Linked DNA regions of Homo sapiens: region 2 is linked to region 1. The links are chromatin loops, found by intact Hi-C in ENCODE. Cell type or tissue: Calu3. All regions are shown on one strand. Each heading gives the region's core, and the rest is flanking DNA. Links, peaks and the distances in the headings are about the cores only.

The links. A loop is a pair of places that touch in the nucleus more often than their neighbours do. Peaks named below come from ENCODE experiments on the same cell type or tissue, not always from the same donor. Only the 100,000 strongest peaks of a DNase experiment are listed, where the experiment ranks them.
Region 2: a loop joins it to region 1, with 2.3 times the contacts of the local background. A loop is called at or near these places in 1 of 110 quality-filtered maps.

The regions. Positions count from the first base shown.
Region 1 is chr15:55,164,413-55,172,498 of GRCh38, forward strand. No RefSeq gene overlaps it. Among named protein-coding and RNA genes, the nearest start is that of RSL24D1, 28 kb to the right of the region's middle. In Calu3, for the core only: a CTCF peak has its summit at 4,143 (motif pointing left); a DNase peak (open chromatin) is centred at 4,139.
Region 2 is chr15:54,799,256-54,807,341 of GRCh38, forward strand. No RefSeq gene overlaps it. Among named protein-coding and RNA genes, the nearest start is that of RSL24D1, 390 kb to the right of the region's middle. In Calu3, for the core only: no CTCF peak of the experiment used is centred there; a DNase peak (open chromatin) is centred at 4,456.

The DNA of each region.
Region 1 (8,086 bases), core at 1,026-6,025:
CAATCATTAGACCTGAAGTCACCAACTTCATTTGTCTGTTTTACTCTTAAAATCAGGGTGACAGGAATGTTCTCTTGGCAGCTGGCCAGCCCTTCCAGTATTATTGCTGTGTCTTCAGCAAGCATGAAGTTTGGGGTTAGAGTTGAGAGTCCTGGAGACCTCAACATTTTCCCAAGGCTGAAGTTCTGCCAGCATCTTGGGCAGGTTACTAGTTTGCTTCCCTTTAGCCAAAAACTCGAGTATACCAGATTCTTGGGCAAATACGGGTTATCAAAAATGAGTCAGTCCTTCAGTAGCATGTAAGAAAATATATACGACTTTCCTCTTGATCACCATCTCCCAAAAGAACAGTGTGTCTTTTAAATGATTGTTTTCCATGGCAACTTCCTCTACATTGAGAGTCACAAGAGTGGTCCAAAGTTGGCCCAAGAAAACCTGTACCTTTTACTCCCAAGTTGATTTTTCAAGCATCTCAGACCATTACAGACCAGGTCAGCTTTCTCAGCTCTTCTCTAGTGAGAAAGGGTCTCCGGAAAAGTCGGTGAGGACAGCTACTCAGGTCTTCCATGGTCAGTTTAGGAAAACAGATCAAAATATTTTATGAGGTGTAAAAATAAGCCATGAAAAATTGTATACTTCAGCAGAAAGCCCGTGCTAAAATCCCAATACACTGAAAAGTTTCCCTGCAGTAATATTGGTCCACATTTCAGAAGGCTAGAGGGAAAACACTAAGAAATAATTTTCTTGTTCAAAGAATAATTTGTTCTCTGGTAGAGCTGCAAGTTTAAGCAGTATTTCATAATGGAACCCTTTGGGAAAGATTTGAAACAAAATAAGCTACAATCATTCCCTCATTCATTATTCAACGGTTATTTATTGAACACCTACTACATGCCAGGTTTGTTGGAGACTCAGTGAGGTTTCCAAAGATGAATCAACCCTGCCTGGATCCCAAACTAGGAATTTGACCAAACTCATTGAAGAGGAAAACGTCAGCATTAGCAGTAACAACATAAAACTTCCTGTTTATCAAGTGCTAGGAACTATGCTGGATATTCTCTTCCCAACAGCCCTACCAGAGAGGTACAAGTGAAGTCAGTGAGATTAAGAGACTTCTGGTAAACTGGCCAGCATATACACAGCTAGTGTGTGGCAGAATCAAGATGCAAACCAGGGCCACTCTGACCCCAAAGCTTTTGATATGATAAGCACCGCAAGGTTCACTCTGAGAAAGCTGACTGGCAGTGCTAGAAGGGGAGAAATTACATCTCAGCCTTTCTTTAACATGGGGTTTCAAAAGCAATGTTAACCTAGACTTGGTGGTGTCACCTTAATACACATGTAACATACAACTTTTCTCATCCTAGGAATGAACCTGGCAGCTCACTTCAGTTTCTCATGCTCACTTATTTTTGTAAATGTTACTGATTGGGTTATGGATCTTAACATCTTTGGACTGGCTACTTTGTCCTGACCTCTCCCGTGGCAATCAGTTCTAATTTCATTGAAAATGCTACATGTTCAGTCTGTCCACTTTCCTAGATCCCCTTTTTCTTTCCTGGCAGAAACCTTTACCATGTGGTTCCCACGGGGTTATTCCATATCCTCCCATATTAGTCCATTCTCACGTTGCTATGAAGAAATACCAAAGACTGGGTAACTTACAAAGGAAAGAGGTTTAATTGACTCACAGTTCTGCATGGCTGGGGAGGCCTCAGAAAAATTACAATCATGGCGGAAAGCACCTCCTCAGGACGGCAGGAGAGAGAATGTGCCAGCACAAGAAATGCCAGATGCTTATAAAACCATCAGATCTCGTGAGACTCGCTCATTAACACGAGAACAGCATGGGGGAAATCGCTGCCATGATTCAATGACCTCCACCTGGTCCCACCCTTGACACGTGAGGATTATTACAATTCAAGGTGAGATTTGGGTGGGGACACAGAGCCAAACCATATTGCTTCCTTTCCCTAAGAACAGGATCAATCCAGATAACCTGAATATTCCATTCCCACTGACCACAGTGATTGGTTCAGATACGAGAATGGGACCCACTCATACCAATCAGTCTGGAATGCCAAGGAAGAGAGTCTCTTGCCACTGGGTGGTAAGTTGGAAGAGTGTGAGTTCAGAGCTCAATTTGCCATCTTTCCCCACATACACAGCTGACGGACAGAGTGTGTGCACCCTGACAACACCACAAAGTGTCTGGCCCCTCGTACCTGAGGCTAACTGCACATCTGGTCTTTTCAGTATGGAATGCCAATAAGTGCCTTCTTTCTAGAAGCTCTTTTGAGTTGGGTTTCTGTCACTAGAAATCACAAAAATTCTAACACATTAGGGCAGTTAGTTGTCTACAGAATTCTTTGATTATGTGTGCCCCATCACTAAAAAATTTTGCTCACCCTTAGTATATGTACATTTATTATATACTTGTATTGTGGCACAAACATTACAAAGCATACACAAAACATATATGTTATAAAAGGATGATTAAAAGCTAAATATAAATAATAGCTTAATGTTTTCTTTCTGAATCCCTTTGAATTACCTTGCAAGCCCCTGAATAGCCACATCCCACTTTAGAGACCACTTCATTAAAGAATAGTACCAACCTAATGGTTTACAACCTGAAGCCATATTGGAAGGCTTTTCTTCAGAATGCCAGTGTTGTCAATAATATGACTGCAGTCTAACAGAAACCTGCAGAACCAAATTCTCCTATTATAAGCAGATGCCCGATCATTAGCTTTTAATTATATATTTAAATTGCAAATATTTCAAAAAAGAACAGCATTCCAAATTGACACATCTGGAACTCCGTGGAAAGGGAAAATGATCTAAGCAATAATTCTGGACAGAGCCATGTCTACTGTCTTCTACCTAGAGAGCAAACAGGAAGAAACACTATTCAGTTTCCTGAGGTCTGTGTGGAGGCAATCAATGCAGTAAGAAGAATCATAGCAAGAGTGTGAAGGCCCATGCCTATGAAGAAACACCATCTTTGTACTTATAAACTGCTCAATAAAAGTTTCCTAAACAGAGTTAGGAGGATAAGAGATATTGGGCAGTACTGAGAGAAAAATCAGAGCTCAGGACTTAAAAAATAAAGCAGTTTCTATTGGTGATGCATTCTAGCCTGTCGCTTTGCTGGTGATTGGTAGAGATGAAAGTCATTGAAACTTGGAAGACTGGGAATTTTAGAAAATGGGATGATGAGGAGCTCAATAACGTCCTCTCCTTTTCAAGGCCATCGCTGAAACCCTCGCTGCCCTCCCCATGGAATTAACTTTCTCATAACTTGACTTTGGTGCCTGTCACACTGTGTCATAGCTAGGTGACCTTCATCTAGCTCTTTCACCTAGCTGTAGGTATTTTGACTACATTTCATTCATCTCTGCATCCCTAAGGCTTGCTTAACACAGGACGGGGCAACTTCTGTGATGAACAAATGCATGCATTACCCAGCTGAGAGCCAAAAAAAAAGAAATTTATTTAAGGCTTTTGTTTGGCAAGAGATAAAACAGTAAGAACTCCAATGTACAAGGAATACCATTCCAAATAGAGAACTTTCTCATCTCTACCTGAAGATGTAAAGTGGATAAGAAATGGTGAGCCTTATGTGAGTCACTTTAAACCCATATGTGGTAAGACCTGCAGCCTGAGTCTACTGCTTCAAAAGGCAAGAGGTACCTTCTTATACCTTCTTATGCCTTCTCAATGACACATTAAAATAAGGAAAATAAAAATGGAAAATATTCAATATATGTGATAACCTCTTTACATGCATCAACAAAAAATATAAATATGTACTATCATCTCCAATTTACAGATGTGAAAACTGAGATTTGCAGAGGTCAAATAACTTACCCAAGTTAACAAAGTCAAAATTCAAACACAGAATTGTGTGACTTCAAAACTGTGCTTTATTAGAGGTTTCATTTGTTAAGCAGCCCCTCTCCTCTAGGTGGCCCTAGCTGTAATCCCTCTCAACCAGGATGCAGGATTTGATCCTTGGGTCCTTGTTGACTACGTTCCCATTTAACCCCTTTGCTGACTGACATCCTGTCTTTCTGAGCCTCTAGGATTGGTAGGACAGCACCTTTAGGAGTCCTGATTCTAGCAACTCTCTGCTGCCCCCACCTGGCACCCAGAAGCACATACTTGATCATTTCAACCTAATAAATCCCTCACTAGCACTATCCAATAGCCACAATATGTAGCTAAGTTTTCAAGAAGCTACATTAACAAAGTAGAAAGAAATGGATGAAATCAATTTTCATTACTTTGTTTGGGACAGGGTCTCGCTCTGTGGCCCAGGCTGGAGTGCAGCGGCCTGACGTGATCTCGGCTCACTCCAACCTCCAAGTCCCAGGCTCAGGTGATCCTCCCACCTCAGCCTCCCGAGTAGCTGGGACTACAGGCGCATGACACCACGCCCTGCTAATTTTTCTATTTTTAGTAGAGACGGTTTCGCCATGTTGCCCAGGCTAGTGTCAAACTCCTGGGCTCGAGCAATCCTCCACCTTGGCCTCCCAAAGTGCTGGGATTACAGGTGAGAGCCACCACGCCTGGCTACATTTTTATTTAAACGTATATATCCAAAATATTATTTCAATACCAAAAATTAATGATATTTTACACACTTTTTCCATCAAAATCTGGTATATATTTTTACAATTAAAACACATCTCAGCACCATGGGGAAAGGTATATTTAAACACACACACACGTAATTAGCCGCTTTTTAAGCACTCAGTTACCACGTGTGGGCTAGTGGCTGCTATAGTCGACAACTTACCCTGAGACACTAAATCCACTTTTCATGTCTGGTGAAATAAGTAAAGTGTTTCTGTCTGGAGAGAAAATGGCATTACCAAATTTAAATACTTAGCTAATGTGTTCCACCAAATCAACCTGGATTATGATAGAAGTCTATTACTTGAGAGGCAATCTTAATATAATGAGGAAAGCACGGGCTTACTGGTCAGATGATCTCAAGTTCAAATCCCAGCAAAACCACAGATGAAAGGATCTTCACTAATTGTAATTGTGAGAAAGCAGGCATTTATTTAATGGAAAATTAACACTCAGCAAATGGATAACAACTTGTGGTACATTTATATGATGGAATATTATACCTCATTTAAATTAATAAGCTAAGTCTACCTGTATGCACAACATGGATATAACAATAATAATGTTTCGTGAAAAAATATGATACAATAGGACATCCTCACATGAGATCATTTTTTAAAAGTATAAGTACTTGCAAAATAATATAATATATTGTTTGTGGATATAGACTGACGAAGCTAAATTATGAAAACACGCCTGAAAAGGTAAATATCCACTTCAGAAGAGTGGTTCTCCCCCCACCCACCACCCCCACCGCAGAGAGCAGAGAAATCTGCTGGCCCCTCACAGGGGACCAAAGGAAGGATGCTCTACAATCGGGGAAAAGGGGCTATAGGCCCTGGGAAAGTTGGCTTGCCTACCTGCTGCTCTTCTCACAGAAATGCCTCTTTTTTTTTTTTTTTTTTTTTTTTTTTTTTTTTTTGGAGACTGAGTCTCGCTCTGTCACCCCAGGCTGGAGTGCAGTGGCACAATCTCAGTTCACTGCAATCTCTGCCTCCCAGGTTCAAGTGGTTCTCGTGTCTCAGCCTCCTGAGTAGCTGGGATTACAGGTGCCTGCCATCATGCCCGGCTAATTTTTGTATTTTTTTTTTTTTAGTAGAGAAGGGTTTTCATCATGTTGGCCAGTCTCACCTCGAACTCCTGACCTCAAGTGATCCAGCCGTCTCAGCCTCCCAAAGGTCAGCCACCACAACTGGCCAGAAATGCCTCTTTAAAAAGACATCTGATGAAATACTATAATTTCTAAGTGTTTGAATGTTGTTATAATTATTAATCATTGACACGTTAATCATTTCCATTTAGCTTCTTATCAATCACTACAATTCTTAAGAATAAAATGTCTGCCCAGAGATAAGAATGTGGAGTCGGAAGATGCTTTATTACTAGAAATATTAAATCAAGATGAAATTGCAGAGTTGTTCCAAGACAAAAATGTAAAGGCACTTTCTGGCCCTTTCTATTGAAAACTAAAAGGAATTTGAAAGGGTAGTTACTGCTGTTAATGTTTCACTGCGCGACAATTTAAGGAATTTACTTTGTTATAATACATCTGACATTGCCTCAACTCCCGTTCCAATCACAGAAATGCCTCCAATAAAATACATGCCAGGAATTAAAAACACTTTATTATTATCATTATTCCTTTAAAGGGGATATGGGGAGTTCTTTGTGCAGTCCTTGTGATTTTTCTCTAAGTTTGAAATTATTTCAAAATAAATTTTAATTTAAAAAAAGGGGGTGGTTCTCTAGGGGTTCTCTGAATGGAGAGAAATGGAACACAGTGTGGAAGGGGAGACTTCAACTGTATTTGTGATGATTTATTAAGAAGGAAGAGGAGGAGAGGGAAAAGAAATTCTAAGACCAAAACTCGGGCAGTTAACAAATGACTACACGTCAGGAAGCCCCTTGCCTGAAGAACACCATTTGTTCAGCCTCTCTCTCCTGTTAGTTTTGAAGGAGCAAACCCATCCAGTGCAATTCTTTTTTTTTCTTTCTCTCTCTCTTTTTTTTTTTTTTTTTTTTTTTTGAGATGGAGTTTTGCTCTTGTTGCCCAGGCTGGAGTGCAATGGAGCAATCTCGGCTCAACACAATCTCTGCCTCCTGGGTTCCAGTGATTCTCCTGCCTCAGCCTCCCGAGTAGCTGGGATTACAGGCATGTGCCACCACACCCAGCTAATTTCCTATTTTTAGTAGAGATGGGGTTTCTCCATGTTGGTCAGGCTGGTCTCGAACTCCCAACCTCAGGTGATCCGCCCACCTCGGTCTCCCAAAGTGCTGGGATTACAGGCGCGAGCCACTGCGCCCGGCCACAATTCTTAATCTAGAGAGTTTCAGACAAGCTCCGAACCAAAAATCTGTTTTCCAAGGTAGCCCACCTTCCCACATGGCAAATCTGTCCTTCAACGACACTGGCTTGGAGAAGGTTCGAGAAGCACAAAGGGGTAATTGCTAAATATTGAACTTCCTAGACAAGTCTGGGAAGAAACAACTTTCTGAACCAGCTAATAATTTAAGTTAAATGGAGCATGAAAAGGAGTGCCTCCACAGTTTACTCAATCTGTAGGATTTCTACAGAAAGCTATACCCAGAATAAGAAATTTTTTAGTAATTAATGCAAAGTCGCTTGTCCTGCAGGCACTTGGATTTTAATACAGTGCTTACAGAGGATTTATTCCTAGACATCTTTTTTAATCAACATCTCCTAACCCATCTGTGCTTCTGCAGTGAGGTTTCTAATGCTGAAGTGCTATGACTATTTCCATTTGCTCCATTATAATTATGCAAAACCATGTGTTTTGTTCTGCCTGATCCCAGTTCAATTTAAACACTGATTAAATTGGAAATAAATTAATGTGGTGCAAGTGTTGATGGAATCATCATAAACTGGCACTTACCCCTGGAAACAAACCATCCTCTAATGAATTAATTGTACTCTTTATTTAGGGAGAACATTAGATGTAATCAAATGGAGTGCACACATATTCACAGGCCCAAATAAATGGGTATGTTACAAGTGTGATAGTAAATTAAGTTAATTTCAAGAGGCTCTCTAGCACAGGATACACAGGCTGTAATTAGAAAAATAAGGAGTCCAGTAAAAGAAAACATATGATCTGCCTTGCCCATTTGACAACACCTTGTCCTTCCAAGGTAATGTGACTTTCAATCAAAGAGAATGGGGATGATTAATTCCTTGATTAATAACATGTACACATTCAAAGTAATGGAAATTCTAGATATTCACCAGAGAAAGTTTCTGCAGACACCACAGGAGTCTTCTACAAACCAGTATAATGCCACAGGCCCTGGGTTCCTTGCAGATAAAATTTGGAAGCTCATTAAAGGTATTTTATGGCTAATCTTTATTTCCATGAGCGTCTTATAAAGAGGAGATAGCTAAATTAGCAAGTGCATTTCCACTCCTAGAAATCACAATATTCCAACC
Region 2 (8,086 bases), core at 1,593-6,592, 360 kb before region 1:
AACCCAGATATTAACATGGTGGTAATTATTCTGATTAATTTCCCATTGTCATTGTTAGCTTTAGAGCAATTGTTTTTTCAGATCCATGCAGCCCTGGTTAAACTGAAACTTCTATATTACGGCAGCAAAATTAGCCAAATATTTATGTTGTTACACATTTAAGCCCAGCAATTTAAAATACATTTTAAAAAATCAGCAGACTTTTCATATGCTATATTTCTAACTTTAATAGCATAATGGGTTTTTTAAATCTTGCATTTAAATAATGAAATATGTTTAGATAGCAACAGATGTATACAGAAGAGATGTACCCCAGATGTAAGGCTTCCCAGAGAGACATTTGTAAATGTTTAATCATAATTTCAGGTGTTAATTAGCATAGCAAATCATTCTTTTAGGCAAAATTATTTTTATGACTTGACTTAGTTATTAAAATGGAAATTAAATAGAAGAACAGAAATTCAGGGCGTTATTTTGTTCATAGGCATTCAAGCCTATATCAAATTGTATAAGTTCTTTTAATGATTTCATACTACTATTATATGACTTTGGTATTTGTTTAAATTTATGACTGACACACAGTAATAGCACATATTTATGAGGTATAACATGATACTTCAATACACATGCAAAAACTTACATCATTTTCTTGTACTTTACCTTACTGTGCTTCCCAGGTAATTGCATTTTTTGGTGCCTTTTTTCCCCACAAATTGCAGATTTGTGGCATGGCAACCCTGTGTCAAACAAGTCTATTGGCACCATTTTTCTGACAGCATGGTGCTCACTTTATGTCCGTCACATTTTAATAATTCTCGAAATATTTTAAACTTTTATGTTATCTGTTAGTTAGGGTGATCAGTGATCTTGGACGTACAAAATTGTAATTACTTTGGGGCACCACGAACCTTGCCTATATAAGATAGCAAACTTACCCAATAAATAAATGCTGTGATGTATTCTAACTGCTCCACCAACTGGTTGTACTTCATCTTTTTCTTTCTCCTTGAGCCTCCCTATTCCCCAAGACACAACAATATTGTAATTAGGCCAATTACCAACCCTACAAAAACCTCTAAGTGTTCAAGTGAAAAGAAAAGTGGTATGTCTCTCACTTTGAACCAAAAGCTAAAAACGATTGAGTTTACTGAAGAAGGCATGTTAAAAGCTGAGGTAGGCCAGAACTGGACCTCTTACTCAGTTTTTGTGCATATATAGTAGGTGTATGTATTTATGGGGTACATGAGATGTTTTGATACAGGCATACAATACGAAATAAGCCCATCATTGAGAATGGGGTATCCATCCCCTCAAAATAACTTAAAGAGTATAGTTGGATTGTTTGTAACGCAGAGACTGATTCTTATCAAAGCAGACGCCAGCACCGCATATGCCTCCTATAAAGCTTGCAGAACCATGAGCCAATTAAACTTCTTTTCTTTATATAAACTACCCAGTCTCAGATATTCCTCTATAGCAATGCAAAAACACCTAACACACTCAGTCAAGTTGACATGTAGAATTAACCATCACACCAAGCCACAGGAATTTACATTTGACTTTCCTCATCTCTGTCATGACATATTATAATACAAGATTATATATATCAGCCCATTTTCATTGAGTATTTTTCTTGTTTTCTATTTTGCTAGTTACCTTGGAATAATCTTAAGAGACAGAGGCAGAAACTACTTCAATTCCACTATTTTGAAACTGAAACACCCCAATCTGAGCACCCTAAATAGGCTATTCTGTTAGGCTGCTTTGGCGTTGCTATATAGAAATATCTGAGGCTGGGTAATTTAAAGGGAAAAGTAGTTTAATTGGCTTACAGTTCTGTAGACAGTACAAGAAGTGTGGTGCCAGCAAGGGGGACCAGGTGTCTCACATGGCTAGTGCAGGAGCAAAAGAGAGAGGAGGGAGGTGCCACATACTTTTAAACAACCAGATCTCAAATGAACTCAGAGAAATAACTCACTTATCTTCAAGGGATAGTGCTAAGCCCTTCATGAGGGATCCACCTCCATGGCCCAATCACCTCCCACCAGGCCCCACTTCCAACAATGGGAATCACACTGCAACATGAGATTTGTATGGGACAAACATGAAACATATCAGCCATCATGGTACTTTCTCCTCTTTATCTGATATTAGAGATCTTTATGTATGTGATTTATTTCTGCTATAAAACTCATGCTTCCTTAAAAGAGGCTATCTGCATCTACTTCACGGCCTAGCACACTTCCTTTTATATGCTACATTCTTTATGTAATTGTGGAATGAATAAATTAAAAAATTAATAATACTAAATCAAAACAATATCATTTTTCTTAATCTCTTCCTGTAAATTTTTCTGTAGAGTATACAGGCTTGACTGTCTCATGTTTTCTGGAGTTATACTAAAAAAATTTACTAAAATTTAGCTTGGTTCTAGAAACCATGAGGGAAAAATAAGACAAACAGAACAAAGCAAAGGTGCAATCAATGCCCTCAAATAGGTCACAATCCTTTTGAAATTCTAATATTCACAAGAATATAACCAGAAAAGACTAGAAATAAAACATTAAATATTTTGTCATAATGTGAGTTCAAGTGTAGAGGGGTCAAATCTAGGATTTCATAACAGATTTATAGTTTCAAATGTCTTTTTTATCATAGAACCACCTCCTTTGCAAGATGACCCTAATATTTTCTAGAATCAGCCTGTCTACTTACAATTTTCTAATTATGTTTAGGAGTCAGGTATCCTGAAGAAACCAAACACCATTTTATGGGCAATAACTCTCTTGACTCCTTGGAATAATCATCACCATTCAGTTTGCATTTTCATGAGACTGCATTATTTATGACATTATAAATGCTTCTTTCTATTCCAAATGGTTCTGAGTTATCTTCATCAATAAATCAATAAATTATGTCTGTACCTCAGAAATCCTCCTCAGGTGTTTGTTAATGGCAAGCCATTTGCCAAGGAGCCAAGAATTCAGAAACTGAGCTTGTCTTGAAACACATAATTGCTTTCCAAAAGCTTTGAGACAGTACTAGATTGATTTCAAAAGTCCCTTCCAGTCCACATTTCTGTGATCAGATAGATTACAGATAGATAGTTATAGGTCAGTAGATATATAGATAGATACACAGATAAACATAAACATGTTTTTAAAATGGCCAAGTTTGGTCTAACAATATTTCTTGACTTGCCATGTCAATAGTCAACATACGAATAATAAAACCTGCTTTCGAAATATTTTAATTCCTTGTAATAACTTCAATGTGTCAGGAGGACCATCCATATTCAAGGCATCTGATATTAAAATAAAGGATATCTTTTGTTGAAATTGAGTTATGAGTAATAGAGGGATGCTAAGTGAATAGACAGACAAATGGATTAAATCTTACGGGTAAGGGCTTTGCTTCCAGATGCAGAGAGCTTTTAACTTGAATCTCAATGTTATTACTTGTGAAATATGTTACGTTGGACAAGCTACTTTTTATTTCCAGGCCTTAATATCTCCATCTTTAATGTGGGTGTGATAATGGTATTTACCTCCAAAAAGGGCTACATTAAATGAGATTACACATATTAAGTATTACATAATTCTGGCATATAGTAAGTGCTGAGTAAATGTTAATGCTTTAATCAAAAGTAACAAGTGTTCCAAAAAGCAAATCTTTATGAAAGTGTACGATGCTTAGGACATGATGATACCCTTTTTCCTCCCTGGACAACTGAAGTAAAGTGAAGTAAAACAAGACACGACAAATATGTTCACCAGATACAGAATGATCTGGGCTCTCTATAACATGCTCTCCTATCAGTTCCAGTAACTCTAATTTCTATCTATTCCAAAGTACTTAGAGCTCACCTAAAGTATTATTCTGTGACATGCCTTCGGCTCTTTTTACAAGTTTTCTCTGACTAAAATTTGCATCCCTCCCCAACTACCTCCCCATTCTTAACTGGAAAAGTCTTACAAATCTTGCAAGAGCCAGTTCAAGTACTTCCTTTTCTGTGAACCCTGCCTCTCACCTAAAAAAAATAGAATTACTTACTTCCTCTTTTACTCCACCATAGCACTTATAGATGCCTCTACTAATGAAACTCTGTTTCATAGTCTTTTGATGTATCAGTTTCCCCGGCTGGTCTGCGAGTTTGTTGAAGGTAAATACTATGTCTTATTTACCTCTGCACTGCTAGCACATAGAATAGAACCCAATAACTAGTAAGAGATTAATACTGAACTAATGACTGAATAAAATATAGTATGTTACAAATGACTCATGTGTGAGTCACTGTTTCATGTGACAGAAAACCCAAAATGACAATGGTTTAAACAATTTACAAGTGTTTTTCTCTCTTATGATGGAAGTCCAGAGTGAGGCACAGTAGAGTCAATACAGAGGTCTTACAGTCATTGTCATCATGACTCAGCCTCCTTCACATGCTCAGTCCCTGGGATGTGGCTCTGGTATTCATGGTGTCAAATGAAAGCTGGTGCTTCAGCCATCATTTCAGTGTCCTATCATATTTCAGCAGCGAAATGGAAAACTAGGATAAAGGTCATCTTAAGACAACATCTTGGAAGTACAATAGTCCCCCCTTATTCACAGGAGTATGTTCGAAAACCCCTGTTGGATACCTGAAACCACAGTAGTATTGAATTCTACATACACTGTATTTGGAGTTCAAGTGCATTTGCCTCTACATACATTTTGATGAAGTTTAATTTATAAATTAGGTACAGTAAGAGATAAAACAATAATAAAATAGAACAATTATGACAATAATGTATTATACTAAAAGTTATGTGAATGTGATCTTTCTTTCTCAAACTATCTTAATATTTTTGGACCACAGTCGACCACAAGTAACTGAAACAGGAAAGTGAAACCACAGGTAAGGACACACTACTGAACTACACAGCACTTCAGCTTATTGGTTAGAGCTTTGTCACATGACCACATGTCCTAAGGTGTTTATCAATAGCAAGAGGTAATCAGGCATTTTCAATCCAGATTCTATCACCAAAGAAGAATTAGTGCATCCATATTAGGAGCACTGGGCAGTAAAGAGGTAATTAGAGACCATCTCAATCACTTCTGTTCACATTATTTTGTGGTAACATAGAGTTTGGACCCAGAGATCTTTAAGATCCCTTGCAAGTCTTTCTTGTCTAATATTGTAAAAAAAAAAAAAAATTAAAGCTGCAGATGGTAGAAAACAATTGTGTGCATTTATACTATAACATAGTTATTTTAGTCCCCAAAATCTGTATTTTTTAAAAGAATTCCACTATTCAAAGAGCCAAAAAAGGAAAATGGAAGAGTGGGATAAACCAATATTTCCTAATAAAATTTAAAAGAAAATCTCTAAAGGCAGCTTTTTAAATGTTAAATATATGTATCAGCCTATGTCAGCAGCAGTAGTTATGGGGAAGTCACCCCCTGATTATCTCCATCAATATCCCCAAACTCCCAAGTGAAAAATAACATTATTTTATATAAATAACTGGGATTTCCTCAATTCTGTGCTAAGCATTTTAACATTTTTATTGACCTGTAATATGCTTAAAACAATCTACTCACGCATCAAACACAGCTTTAGAATAAGCCCCCAAACCTTCCTGCAACCCCATTCTCTACCACCACCCTTGATGGCAAAAAGCCCATTCTCATAGATGTCCTGGAAACACCAAGCATCTAGACTTGAGGAGTAGGAAACTCATAGGCACCACCAAACATCAAGTTTTCAAAACAAAATGAATTTTTATAGCTGCTAGGTATTAAAGGCATTTAGTAATTTGTAAATCACAATCTGTTACCAATCCAGCCTTGAAAAAGCTCTATCTTCAAATGTAAACCCCAAAAAAACCTCAATCTGAGATGTCTCTGTAAAGCTATAGAAAGCAGTCAGCCAAGGGGACATGGCAGTGTGTGCTCTGAGCTAACATTCCATACCTGCTGCTGCCAATTTTCTGCAAAGTGAACTCGTGTGACACTGTTTTTTGTCTTGTTTTAGCTACTTACCTGGTATTTTCATTCCAAAGAAGTCCAGTTAGATTTCAAGGTTCTGTCACATAAACACCCATAGAAAATGTTGAGCTGCTTTTTTAAGTTATGTGCCTCATACTTCGGTCCTTGTAACACTTAAGAATCCAAAATTATTTCATTTTCCATAATTCAGTTTTGACTGGTAGCAACAAAAATATATAGAAATTCTATTGGTTGATCAATAATTTTCTAAGGCAGCAGACAGACTGTAAGAAATTCATTCTTTCTGTGCAGTTGACTACTTACCAACAAGATTACCTACATCTCATGTCATGACCCTGAGAATTGCAAAATGATTATCATTATCTTGCCCTCCAAAAAGAAGAGAGGTTTTAAACTGACCCATTTCACATCTCAGAAATTATTTGGGCCTGAAATTGGGTAAAACATCCTAAGGGCCTGGCAGTCTCCTTTGTGCTTTGATAGCACATAAACCATCAAAAAATTAGAAACAGTTTTGAAATTGAGTCTAATGTAAATACAATAAAAAAGATAAAGGTTATACTTGTTTAATAAATGACAATGGAACCAACTGTCCCTGCTGTCCCTGGGAGAATGCCACCAATGCATTCTCCTGGCTTATGAAGAATAAGTACCTCACTCCATCCTCAGCCAGTATGCTTTCTTTTCTAGCCAAAGGAAAGTGTCATCACTACAACTGTTACAATCCCCCCAAATCTCATAAACCCCTTTCCAGGACATAGTCCTATACAAAAATACTACACTCCCCATAGAAAATCATTCACAAGATTCCTATAATCTATTGGATCAAATTTATGATTTCATTCACTCATGCATTTTTTTATACTTTGGGGCTTCTGTGTTCAGCACCTAGATAAAAGACAGATTATATCAACTCTACTTTAAATGCTTTGCCAAGACCCTCAAAAAAATTACTGAAAGACAAAAAGAGTGAAGAAAGAAAAACAGGGAGCTGAAATAACAATGTTACGTGATCTCAGAAACCAAGGCTCTGTCAGAACAACAGCTGATGTTAGAAACTAGATCTTTAGGGATTAACTGCTTAGGAGAAAACAAGAAAGTAGGTATAAGTTCACCAAAGTGTGTGCATGTGTTGGGGGAGAGTACTGAACTTGAGATCCACACCTAGAATTGAATCCCGAAAGGAACCATATCATCAAAAGGAAAGGTAGGCTAGAAAAAAATCCACCTGCATGCAGTAATGACAACTCACAAGAAAATCTATTAATCTCTGTTAACATGTTGTATGGAAATTAACAACAACAACCATCTCCCCTAAGAATTAGTAAACATAGTCCTCTCTTCACATGGATGCACAATTGAAATTGACATGACATGTACAATAGAGAAAAATCTGATTCAAAAGTTTAATGTGGTACTGAAAAGGTCTTAGAAGGATTCAGAGAGAAAAATCAAAAACCTGTAAGGAACTACAATTAGATAGACTGCAAATTTCACAAGAGCAAAACATTGTACTGGACAAAGTTAAACAAGTGAAGAAGACTTCATTCTAGACTACTGCAATCAAGGAGACATACCCCAGTGCAGTCTGACCTCAACTCCAATGAAATAAAGGGTGTGACACTCTCCCAAGGAGACTAGGAGATAGAGGTATGGTCTTCCTTGATGATTACATTTGTAAAGGATGACTTCCAGGTTCTTGAGAAAGATATCCTGGATTGTAAAATCAGCAAGAAGCTTTTAAAAAGGATTTACATCTCAAGGAAGCGGGGGAAAAAATTACAACTTGAAGTTTCTCAAAGTAAATGCTTTAAGAAAAAAGATCTCAAGAGGTCCCATACCCAGAGTCAGGAAAAAGCCTGCCTAAAAGTTTAGTCAAGCTGAAGGAGCAACATTAAGACCATCTTGGTCAAGAACTGTATATAAAATTGGCAAATATATTTTTATTGTGGGAAATTTAACATCTTTCCATAACTGAAAGATCAAATTGACAAATATTAGAAAGAAAATAAAGCATCTAAGCAATACAGGTACCATTTCAATTAGTTTATCATAATCAATAATTAGATAATACACTTTCTTTATAAGTACA